Regions from separate parts of the Homo sapiens genome. Here region 1 is linked to region 2. Evidence: read pairs that join two places in POLR2A ChIA-PET (ENCODE). Cell type or tissue: PC-9. All regions are shown on one strand.

The links. Peaks named below come from ENCODE experiments on the same cell type or tissue, not always from the same donor. Only the 100,000 strongest peaks of a DNase experiment are listed, where the experiment ranks them.
Region 1: POLR2A ChIA-PET joins it to region 2 with 6 read pairs; 3 of 35 experiments call an interaction of 5 or more read pairs at or near these places.

Annotation. Positions count from the first base shown.
Region 1 is chr21:36,688,689-36,693,688 of GRCh38, reverse strand. All of the region lies in intron 1 of LOC105369308 (a long non-coding RNA gene), which reads left to right. Among named protein-coding and RNA genes, the nearest start is that of SIM2, 7.9 kb to the left of the region's middle. In PC-9, no CTCF peak of the experiment used is centred here; no DNase peak of the experiment used is centred here.
Region 2 is chr21:36,858,862-36,863,861 of GRCh38, reverse strand. All of the region lies in intron 6 of HLCS (holocarboxylase synthetase), which reads left to right. Among named protein-coding and RNA genes, the nearest start is that of HLCS-AS1, 110 kb to the left of the region's middle. RefSeq lists enhancers at 3,379-3,673, 3,229-3,817. In PC-9, no CTCF peak of the experiment used is centred here; DNase peaks (open chromatin) are centred at 2,721 and 3,541; H3K4me3 peaks cover 733 bases; H3K27ac peaks cover 3,200 bases.

The sequences.
Region 1 (5,000 bases), 170 kb after region 2:
GAGGAGACGAAGCCCACGGCCTAGAGCTGCTCCGGGTCAGAGGTTCCGCCGCGCAGGGCGAGCGAAAGCCGGACTTCAGATCTGAGCGGCGGCGGGGCCACGCCGGGCGTAGGGACCGCACCCCATCTGGTCAGGCACTGGGGCGGTGGCACTGGGGCGGTGATGGGCCCGGGTCGCCAACTCTCCCCGCCCTAGGCCACACACACCTGGGCTTTGGGAGCTGCGGGCCACACTCGGGCACGCACGCGGCAGGGGCTGCTGGAGCGGTCACAGGGGCAGGCTCCCCGGTCGCCAGAGGTCTCCTTAATTCCGCAAAAGGGACTCGGGACTCTACCCCCGGCCCTGGGCGCCGGCTCAGCAGGGGGTTATTTCGAAGATATCATTATTGGGAGTCGCGGTCCTGCCTTTTGCGCGAAGTCTCGGGACCGCCCGCGTGGTTAGAAACGCAGGCCAGGCAGGTGGGCGGAAGGGGGCGCAGTGTGCACGGCCGCCGGAGCGGCTCGCGCACCTGGAGAAGGGGTCGTTCAGTGCGCGCACACCCCCCAGGTAGGGGCCTCGGTGCGCACCCCGCCACTGTCTTGTGCGGTGTTGGGGTGACTTGCGTGACACTCAAGTGAGTGCCTGGGGCCGCGCGGACGTCTGTCCTGGCCCTGATGCGGGCAGCCTCTGCCCATCTCCCATCCTCCCTCCCACTCTCCGATCAGCCGCCTCTCCGCCCCCACCCTCCCCAGATTCTTCCCGCGCGGGGAGTAAGGACCAGGGCTGGGACCCGCGTGGGGCGGGCGAGAGACTGCGGGACCCAGCGCACGTGGGTGTTGAGATGTCTGGTGAGAATAAGAAGCCAGTGCTTTCTTAGCTTCGCCAAAGCCCCCAGCGGTATCCCCAGCTCTCGCCTACTTAGACAGAGTCCTGATCTGAATCCACGCGCTGGAGACTCAGCCTTCTCCGGGGAGACCTGGAGTGGTCCCGATTGCGGAAGAAGGTCCAACGCCCTCCACTGTCCCTCGCCCCTGCCCTAAGCCAGAATTCCTTCTAGGTGCTAGAGCAAATTCCTGAGCAGTCAAAGAGTGCAGCACATTTTCGTGTGAAACGAAAGACTTTAAATTAGCACGTTTTCCAGCTCAAGAATATTTTCCCTGGACACAGCATCGGCTGCTGGTAACTTCAGGGTGACTGCAAACCGTGCGGTCTGCCAATAATTTTGGTCCCGACTCCAGTCCCCTCTTCATTTTTTAGAGGACGAAAACAAAATAATCTCGGTGATTGCACCATCGTCCTTCCCATCCTGCGAGTATAGACAAAGACTTTAACCTGACAACGGAATTCTTTTGGGTGCTTCTCTCCCACAAGCTTTTGAACCAGGCAGAGTGAGCCCTCGGGCGCCTTCCTCGGGAGGGCACACAGATTTGCACAGTCGGGACCCTTCTCGTGGCTTTTCTCTTTGTGGGAGAGGCGGCGGTGGTGCGAGTGTGCGCAGGGCTCAAAGGGGCTGGGCAAGTGCTATTCCGCTCCCCCGGTGGAAGCCAAATTAAACCGCTTTATTATGATGTGAGAGACCTATGTTCAATCTTGCATTTAATTTTGGAGAGGTCCTCCTATTTGCCAGGCCCTGCGTTATTGACAAATCTAATTTTTGAATAAATACAAGCAAAAAGAGCACGGAGGTGTCGCCGTGGGAGGAGCGCCGTTCAGTGACACAGGTAGACGCTGGCTTCCTCTGGCTAAGCAGCCGGCGCCACGTTCAACTTGCTCGGGAGCTCTCGACACTGGATGGAAAGCCACAGCCTCCAATTCCTTTTAAACAATCTAAACAAGGTTGTGAGTCCTGGAATACTCCTGTGTGAATTTGCTTTATTCCTGGATAGTTGGGAGCCGGGGAAGGAAAAAGATAAGCGCTGTTGTTACTCATGCAAAAATAATTTTCGCGTTTACTGGAGTCTACTTAAGGTAATTGACCAGAAAATACCTCCCTGTTTAAGCAACATTAAGGGTGCTCCACTGAAAGCTACTTGAGTTATTTGTACTTCTGTTTAGCCTGATCCCTAGCCGACATTTTCGCAGAAGCTGTGAGCTCTGACAAATGCAGGAAAGTGGTTTCCAGGAGAGATACACCTGCGAAAAGTACTTGAATTCCAGAGCTGACCCCACCCATCTGTTCTTTGACAGGGTGTCACTTGGACCCTCCTTGATTGAGTTTCAGTAGCTGGATTTTCTAAAAGTAAATCCCAGAAATGGAAATTCATACTCATTATCTTGCACAAACATTTTAATTTCTGAGTGGCCTGCGTTGGGCCATGGAGCAGGAACGTTTCCTGCTGTAGCCACAGCGATCCCTTAAAAGCTGCAAAACGTCAGCTGAGGATTAGAAAGGCAATAATTCAAACACAGAGAAAATTCCTAACTAGAAGAAAAGAAAAAAGGCTCCAAGTGAAGTTACAAAATTTATATTTGTACAAAACTCCTTTGAACAATTATTTGACAGTAACCGTCTTTTTCTAGTTATGTTTGTTGACCTGAATTTCTCAGCCACCCTTTGCATGTGCGAATCGTGAGACTCTTGTTCTCAGCAAAGATGACTAATGGATCTTTTAGAAATTCATGCTTTGATTTTCTGTGTTAGCCGTGGAAGCTGCTTCATTTTAGATACTTTATGTGATGGCTGTCAAGGGAAACTTGGGTACAATTTCTCAGGAGTATCTCTAAAAACATTATTCATAATTAAAAACTGATTCATAGAAATCACCAGAAAAATTATGGCACATTATGTTCAAACATATTTTTAGGCATGTGGAATAAATAAAATCATTTTGGTCTGGCTGAGTAATACTGCCTCCCAACCTTCCTCTCACGGTGCCAGGAAGTCCTCATATAACTTCGTAGATTTCAGAACCGCCTGTGTGACACGAGCCAGAAAACATCTGTGTTTTCTCCAGGAATGTTCTCTATTGATAATGCAAGTTACAATTCTGTTCTTTAAAAAACAGCTGAATAGTGTAGCCCAAGGGGTGGGGAAGGCAGTACTGAAAGGAGTATCTTTAATAACCTTAGGATTGTTTTAAAGGGGGAGAAAGACTATAAGAAAATTCCACGTGATATAGTCTGAAAGATGGAATAAATTCACTGGAACGTAGACCCACCTCATTATAGGCCAGCTGATGTGCCATGGTTTTTTGGCATCTTAGTGGTGAAATTCCCAAGAGCAATCATTCTTTTTTTTTTTTTTTTTTGGAGACAGAGTCTTGCTGTGATACCTGAATGGAGTGTAGTGGTATGATCTTGGTTCATGCAACCTCCATCTCCTGGGTTCAAGTGGTTCTCGTGCCTCAGCCTCCCGAGTAGAGAGTAGATGGGACTACAGGTGTGCACCACCACGCCAGGCTAATTTTTGTATTTTTGGTAGAGACGGGGTTTCACTATGTTGGCCAGGCTGGTCTCTAACTCCTGACTTCAGGTGATCCACCCGCCCCCCACCTCAGCCTCCCAAAGTACTGGGATTACAGGTGTGAGCAACCATGCCTGGCCCCAAGAGCAATCATTTTGCCTCTACACTTTGCTCTGTAGGAAAAAGCAGTACACGGAGGTCCCAAGGTATTAGCAATACCAATCCCTTCAGCTGGTAGTTGTGTGAGTATAAACCCCTTCCTGGTAGAGAAGTAGGGCAAGGCTTAGGAAGGCTATTTGGTGGCCTGCAGTGGTTAATGCATCTTCTGAAGTCCTCGGGCTCACAGTCTAACTTGTCTGGGCATTGGTGGACTGTGACAATACATATGAGTCGCTAATATTGATTTAGAGAATCAGTATTAAATAGGACAGTTAACTTATTAAATAATCCAAAGTGACACAGTTGCACTTGCTAAAAATTGCTCCCATTGACCTACCTAAAGCAATGGATGCAATCTGCAGTCTTGTGCACAGTTGCTTGGATGCCTGATTTATCAGACCATGTTCATTCTCTTCACAGGCAACATGGTCATGGAAAGTGCGATGACTTAGCTGGTGCGTGAAGGTGGCTAAAGCAGATAGAGGGTTGCATGTTTCAGGCACTCACTTTCATGTGTGGTCTAGAGCTGGACTAGCCTAGATACAGCTCGTGCTTTGTGCTGCAAAAGGAATGCAGTTCTTTGGACTGGAGTGCCTTCATGCACTTCTGCCTGCACACCCACTGTTACTCACGGAAACACCCACGGAGTGGCCACAGTGTGCCAGTCGCTGAGCCAGGCCTTCAAGTGATAAAAGGGAGCTCCTGCCATGCAGGTGTTCACAGTCCTGACAGTGACGTTAACTGAGAATCTGGCCTGCTCATTCATGTATCTCAAGGGATTTAGAAGCATTCACAGCTCTTGAACAGTATGTAATTCTATTTCTGGTTATTTGTCCAGTGGAGATCATTTCTAAGACCAAAAAAGTCTTTTTGCATGAGTATTTGCATATTGGTTAAAGATGCAAGCTTTGGTCTTAAATCTAGCTCTGACTTCTCTTTAACCCTCAGTTTTGTTATGTGTACAATGGGATTAATAGTTACCCCATAAGCAGGTTGTTGAGTCTTAACTAAAAAATGATTGACAAATATAATGAATATAAAAGGGCCTACCTAGCACACTGCCTGGAAGAAGGAAGTATTAAATAAGCTGTAGTTGTTATTATTGGCAGTATCGTTATATTATTTATAATATTAAATGTTGGATTCTTAATATTCATAATATAAAACTCTGGAAACAAAGTATCCTAAATAGGTGGGGGGGTTGATTAATTAAATGCATATATATATATCTATGTATGTATATTTAATGAAAAGTTATGTAGCTATTTTAAAATAGTTTAAAAGCTTCTAACATGGTTTGGTAAATACCTTTCTATATATAATTGTATTTTCCGGCCTCCCTTGCAGCTAAGGTTCTTGATATCAATTAGGTGTGACCAATTGGATGCATTTATTCGAGAAGTAAAGTGGCCGCCACACTTTGGCTGCCATTGTGGTTTCTGCTGTAAGCACAATCAGT
Region 2 (5,000 bases):
GTGGCAACATAGCTGAGTTCCAACACCACAGCATCAGAGCATTTCTTAACCTTGTGGTGAGTGGTTGAGATGAATTGTTGGGTCTTGAGCAGCGGAACTTTGCCAAGAAGAAATGATACAAAGAGAATCTTGAACAAGTTTAGGCATTTTGCAGTAATTTTCAGTTTTCATTACTATGCTGAAAAGATCTATCTGTATGATATCCAGAGATGTGGTTGCTGCAGTGAGGTCTTTAAGTGCAAATCTAATCACGTTCCTTCCTTTCTCAAAAACTCACAGGCTTTGCATTTCAGAACCTACAAAATCCCAACCCTGAGCATGGCAGGGAAGACTGACAAGCACTGGCCCCAGCCTCTCTTTCCAGCCTTGACCCTTTCTGTGACCCCGCCTGTGACCCTCATGCTTTCTGTTTTAGTTTCACTAAACACCTGCTATTTCCTGAAACTGGATCTTTGAATGTGCTGTTCCCATCCCTGATTATTCCCCACCCCCACATTTTCCATCTGATTCCTTCTCAGTGGATCGGCGATGGTCAGTTCTCTCTCCTCTGCAAGCCTTGCTGATGTCTCCAGGTGGAATCTCCCTGTTTAGAGCTTTTATGGTGCTATTTCTAAATCTCTGTGCATCATTCTATGCGACTGTTTTTATGTTTCTTCACTGACTCTGCACCCAGAAAGCAGGATTACTGTTTTACTTGTTCCATGTCATGCCTGGGAGAATAATGTGCACTCATATTTATGACTGAACATACATTTCTGTCTCATGGGATTTGGGGAATTTGTAGCAATTAAGAAATGGTGAAGCCAGGCTCAGTGGCGCGATGTAGTCCCAGCTATTCGGGAAGCTGAAGTGGGAGGATCGCTTGAGGCCTGAGCAACATAATGAGACCCCGTCGCTTTAAAAAAAAAAAAAAAAAGAGAGAAAGAGAAATGACAAGTGTTGAATTAGGGGCGTAACATGGCTTGGTGGAAAGAATAATCCAGAGACTTTGGGACTTCGGGGCTCACTTCTGCCATTGCTGAATTCCTTCCTTTTGGTGAGTCTCCAGGCCTTTCCTCTTCCTTCCCCTTCCAGGTCCAAGAGATGTGATGTAGGCTCTATAAGGCTCATCAGCCATGCGAGAGCAGCGATGGTGGCCCAGGCCCCGACTGTAGGAGCTGAAAGACAGGCGACCACACCACATTACAGGAGGGTGAGAGGAACGGATGCGGAGAGGTTCTGAACTTGTAGGTCAAAATGTGAAATTCGAAAGAATACCCAAAAAACCTAAGAAAATTTTGTAAAGGAAAATAGATTTATTATTAAGCACATGAAAAGATGCCCAACATCAGTAGCCATCAGGGAGATGCCAATCAAAACCACAATGAGATACCACCTCACACCTGGGGCTGTCAGAAAAAAGGCAGTAACAAGTATTCGCAAGGATGTGGAGACACTGGAACTCTTCCACACTGTTGATGGGAATGTAAAATGGGGCAGCTGCTTTGGAAAACAGGCAGCGCCTTGCAAGGTTAAATACAGAGTTAACCATGTGATACAGCAACTCTGCTCCTAGACACCTACCCAAGAGAGATGAAAACAGAGGTCCACACAAAAACTTGCATGTGGATATTCATGGCATCACGCTTCATGATAGCCAAAAGGTGGGAACAACCCAAATGTCCATCAGTGGATGAATGGATAAATAAAATGTCTAGTCATATGATGGAATATTATTGAGCCATAAAAAGGAATGCAGTACTGATGCATGCTGTACCATGGATGAACCTTGAAAACATTATGCTAAAATGAAAGAAGTCAGACACAGAAGAAGACCACATGTTGTGTGATTTCATTTATAGGAAATGCCTAGGATAGGCAAATCCATGGGGATAGTAAGTATAATAGATCAGTGGTTGCCAGGAGATTGGTTGAGGGGGGTGGAGGAGAGAGGAATGGGGAGTGGCTGCTAATGTGTGAGGGATTTCTTTTGGGGGTGATGAATCTGGAATTAGATAGTGGAAATGGTTATACAACTTTGTGAAAGTATCAAGACCGTTGAGTCTTATACTTTGAAAGGGTGGATTTATGGTATTTGAATTATGTCTCAGTAAAGCTATTATTTTTAAAAAGACAGATGGTACAGAAATTCTAAAGCTTACGTCAGAAGTGATGTAAGAGGGAGGTACTCTTTTAAAAGAAAGTATAAGCAAACGAACACAGTAACAGAAAACCAAATACTGTGTGTTCTCACTTACAAGTGGGAGCTAAATAATGAGAACCAATGAGCACAAAGAGGGGAACAATGGGCCCTGTGGCCTACTGGAGGGTAGAGGGTGAAAGGAGGGAGAGGATCAGGAAAAAATCTATTGGGTACTAGGCTTAGTACCTGGGTGACAAGATGGTCTGTACACCAAACCTCTGACACGAGTTTGCCTATATTAAACAAACCTGCACATGTACCCCTGAACCTAAAAGAAAAGTTTAAAAAGAAAAAAGAAAGTATAACAAACATCTTTTGGTGAAAGAGTATTTCCATATCTGGAAGCACCTGAGAGCTTGACGGACCACATAGGTAAACACCACAGGGACGTTACCTGGGCAAAGGGCAGTCTCTTGTGGTAGGGGAGGAAGGGGAGGGCTGTGGAGATTGTAGGGTCCAGAATTTTTCTCGTGGTTGCCTTCATTTGGGCTGTAGAGACACCGCCTGTGCTAAAAGGTAGGTTATATATGCTCTGTAATGAGAGGGACCACATTTCATTCCACTTGGTCATATCCTGTCTCCCAGCCCTTAGCACAGAACCTGGTCAGCATTCCATAAATGTCTGTTGAAATAAAATGAAGTAATTTTTCTGTCAACATAACCACCATTGGGAGAGGTGAAAAATTGAGAAAATGAATAGAATGTGTTTAACTTATTTTCACACTCATTTTATTGAAGCTCTCTGTAAAAATAAACCCAGGTGGACGGTAATTGATTGAGTGATAATTTCTAAGTAGCAAAGTGTTAAAGTAGATAAGTGCCTCCTACTGTGGAGAAACTGCCTGGCCAAAATCTGAACCGCTGAGGCGTTTATTTTAACACTGGGAAACATTTATTACCCTAAACTTGTTTCCATTCATACACAGCATCTATCATACCAGATGTGCCGTGTCTAAACTAGACATGGTTTAGAAAATGCAGTAATCCCTCTCTATCAGGTGAATTTCTAAGAGAAATAATTTTTCCTTTTTATTTATTGCTTTTTTTCTTCAGCCTCTCCTCCTTCCAAAATAAAATGAAAGTTGCAATTTAGCCTAATTCATTTGACTTACACAAAAATTAATATTAAATTACAGTGCATTTCAATTAAAAGTAATAATTAAAATTTGAACATCTCCAAATAAAACTTGAACTTGGGACCTTATTAACAATAAAACATCAGCAGCTTTCTCTGCATGTTGATCTGACCAGTCCTGGCCACTTTTAGTGGCTAGTTTGGGGAATTAGCCTGACTTCCTGGCGGGTGTGGCTTCCTGGAGGGGTGTGGCTTCCTGGAGGGGTGTGACTTCCTGGAGGGGGCATGGCTTTGGAGTCTGATCACCCTGGCTTGAGTCCCGCCCCGCCACTAACTAGCTGGCTGACCTTGGGGGAGGTTATGTGATCTGTCTCTGCTTAGTTTCCTCATTTGAAAAAAAGGAATAGTAATGCCTACTCAGAATAAGGTTGAAATCAAACACTATATTAGACACACCAAAGCAGGTGCTCAATTAAAAGTAACCCCTCCCACTGCAAAATGTACTATATATAGGGTTCGTGTGTGCACACATGCAGGGAACCCGAGCATTCTCATCCAGCTAATTCTGACCTAGAGCCTGCTGTAGAGTGGACTCTGCATGAATATTGATTGAGTAAATATGCGACCTGCAAGGAACAATTTCAGGATGGGGTCAGGGCCAGTGTGCCCTTAGGCAGCCAGGAGCCTCCAGTGGTGTAATTGATTATTGCGAAACCGTCTTCTTCCCCATCTCCTTGTCACTGTGCCTGAATGCCCACCTGAGCAGCATTGCTGCTGAAGGCTTCCCCACAAACATGTCTGGGAATGGTGGTTTGTGAAGCCCACCTTGGGACCACTTCTATTCCTTGTTGAAATCCTACAGTTTTATTTTAAACGAAATTCAAAAGGTTGAGGGATACTCCTGGGTTTGGAGTTGGATGCCCTTTAACCACAAGACAACTTGTATGAAAGTCACTGCTCTGTGCAGCAAGGCCACTCCAGCTGTGGGTTTGAGACAGACTTTTGAAACTAAAAGATGAAAATCTTCCATCTTCCTACCTCTGCAAAACTCAGTCCACTTACGCAAAAGAACAAGACTACAGTTGTCCTGCTCCCCTCTCCTCTTGTGGACCCTGTGGGGGTCCCAGTGGAGTTTGCAGAGTGGGGAGAGCTGAGGGTGCAAGGTCAGACTCAGAACAATGGATTCTTCAGCTTAGAAACCATTTGTGAGAAGCCAGGGAGGTTCTAGGAGAACCAAGTCAGGAAAGGAAGAATGCCAGGACAAAAGACAAAAAACTCCAAGCTGGCCAGGCATGGTGGCTCACGCCTGTAATCCCAGCACTTTGGGAGGCCAAGCGGGGCAGATCACGAGGTCAGGAGTTTGAGACCAGCCTGACCAACATGGTGAAACCCCGTCTCTACTAAAAATACAACAATTAGCTGGGCTTGGTGGCACACGCCTGTAATCCCAGCTACTCAGGAGGCTGAGGCAGGAGAATCGCTTGAACTCGGGAGGTGGAGGTTACAGTGAGCCAGGATCTCACCACTGCAATCCAGCCTGGGCGACAGAGTGAGACTCCATCTCAAAACAAAACAAAAAACAAAAAACTCCAAGCCAAACATTGGGTGACTTAGGGGCCTCAGAAGAGGTGTAGCCTGTAGATGACAAACCTGGTAGGAAGTCCTGCCCCAGTGGTTCCCAGCCTGTTGTAGATGTCCCAAGCCTGGGGAGGGGATGATGCACGAGGAGCATTTGGGAACTGG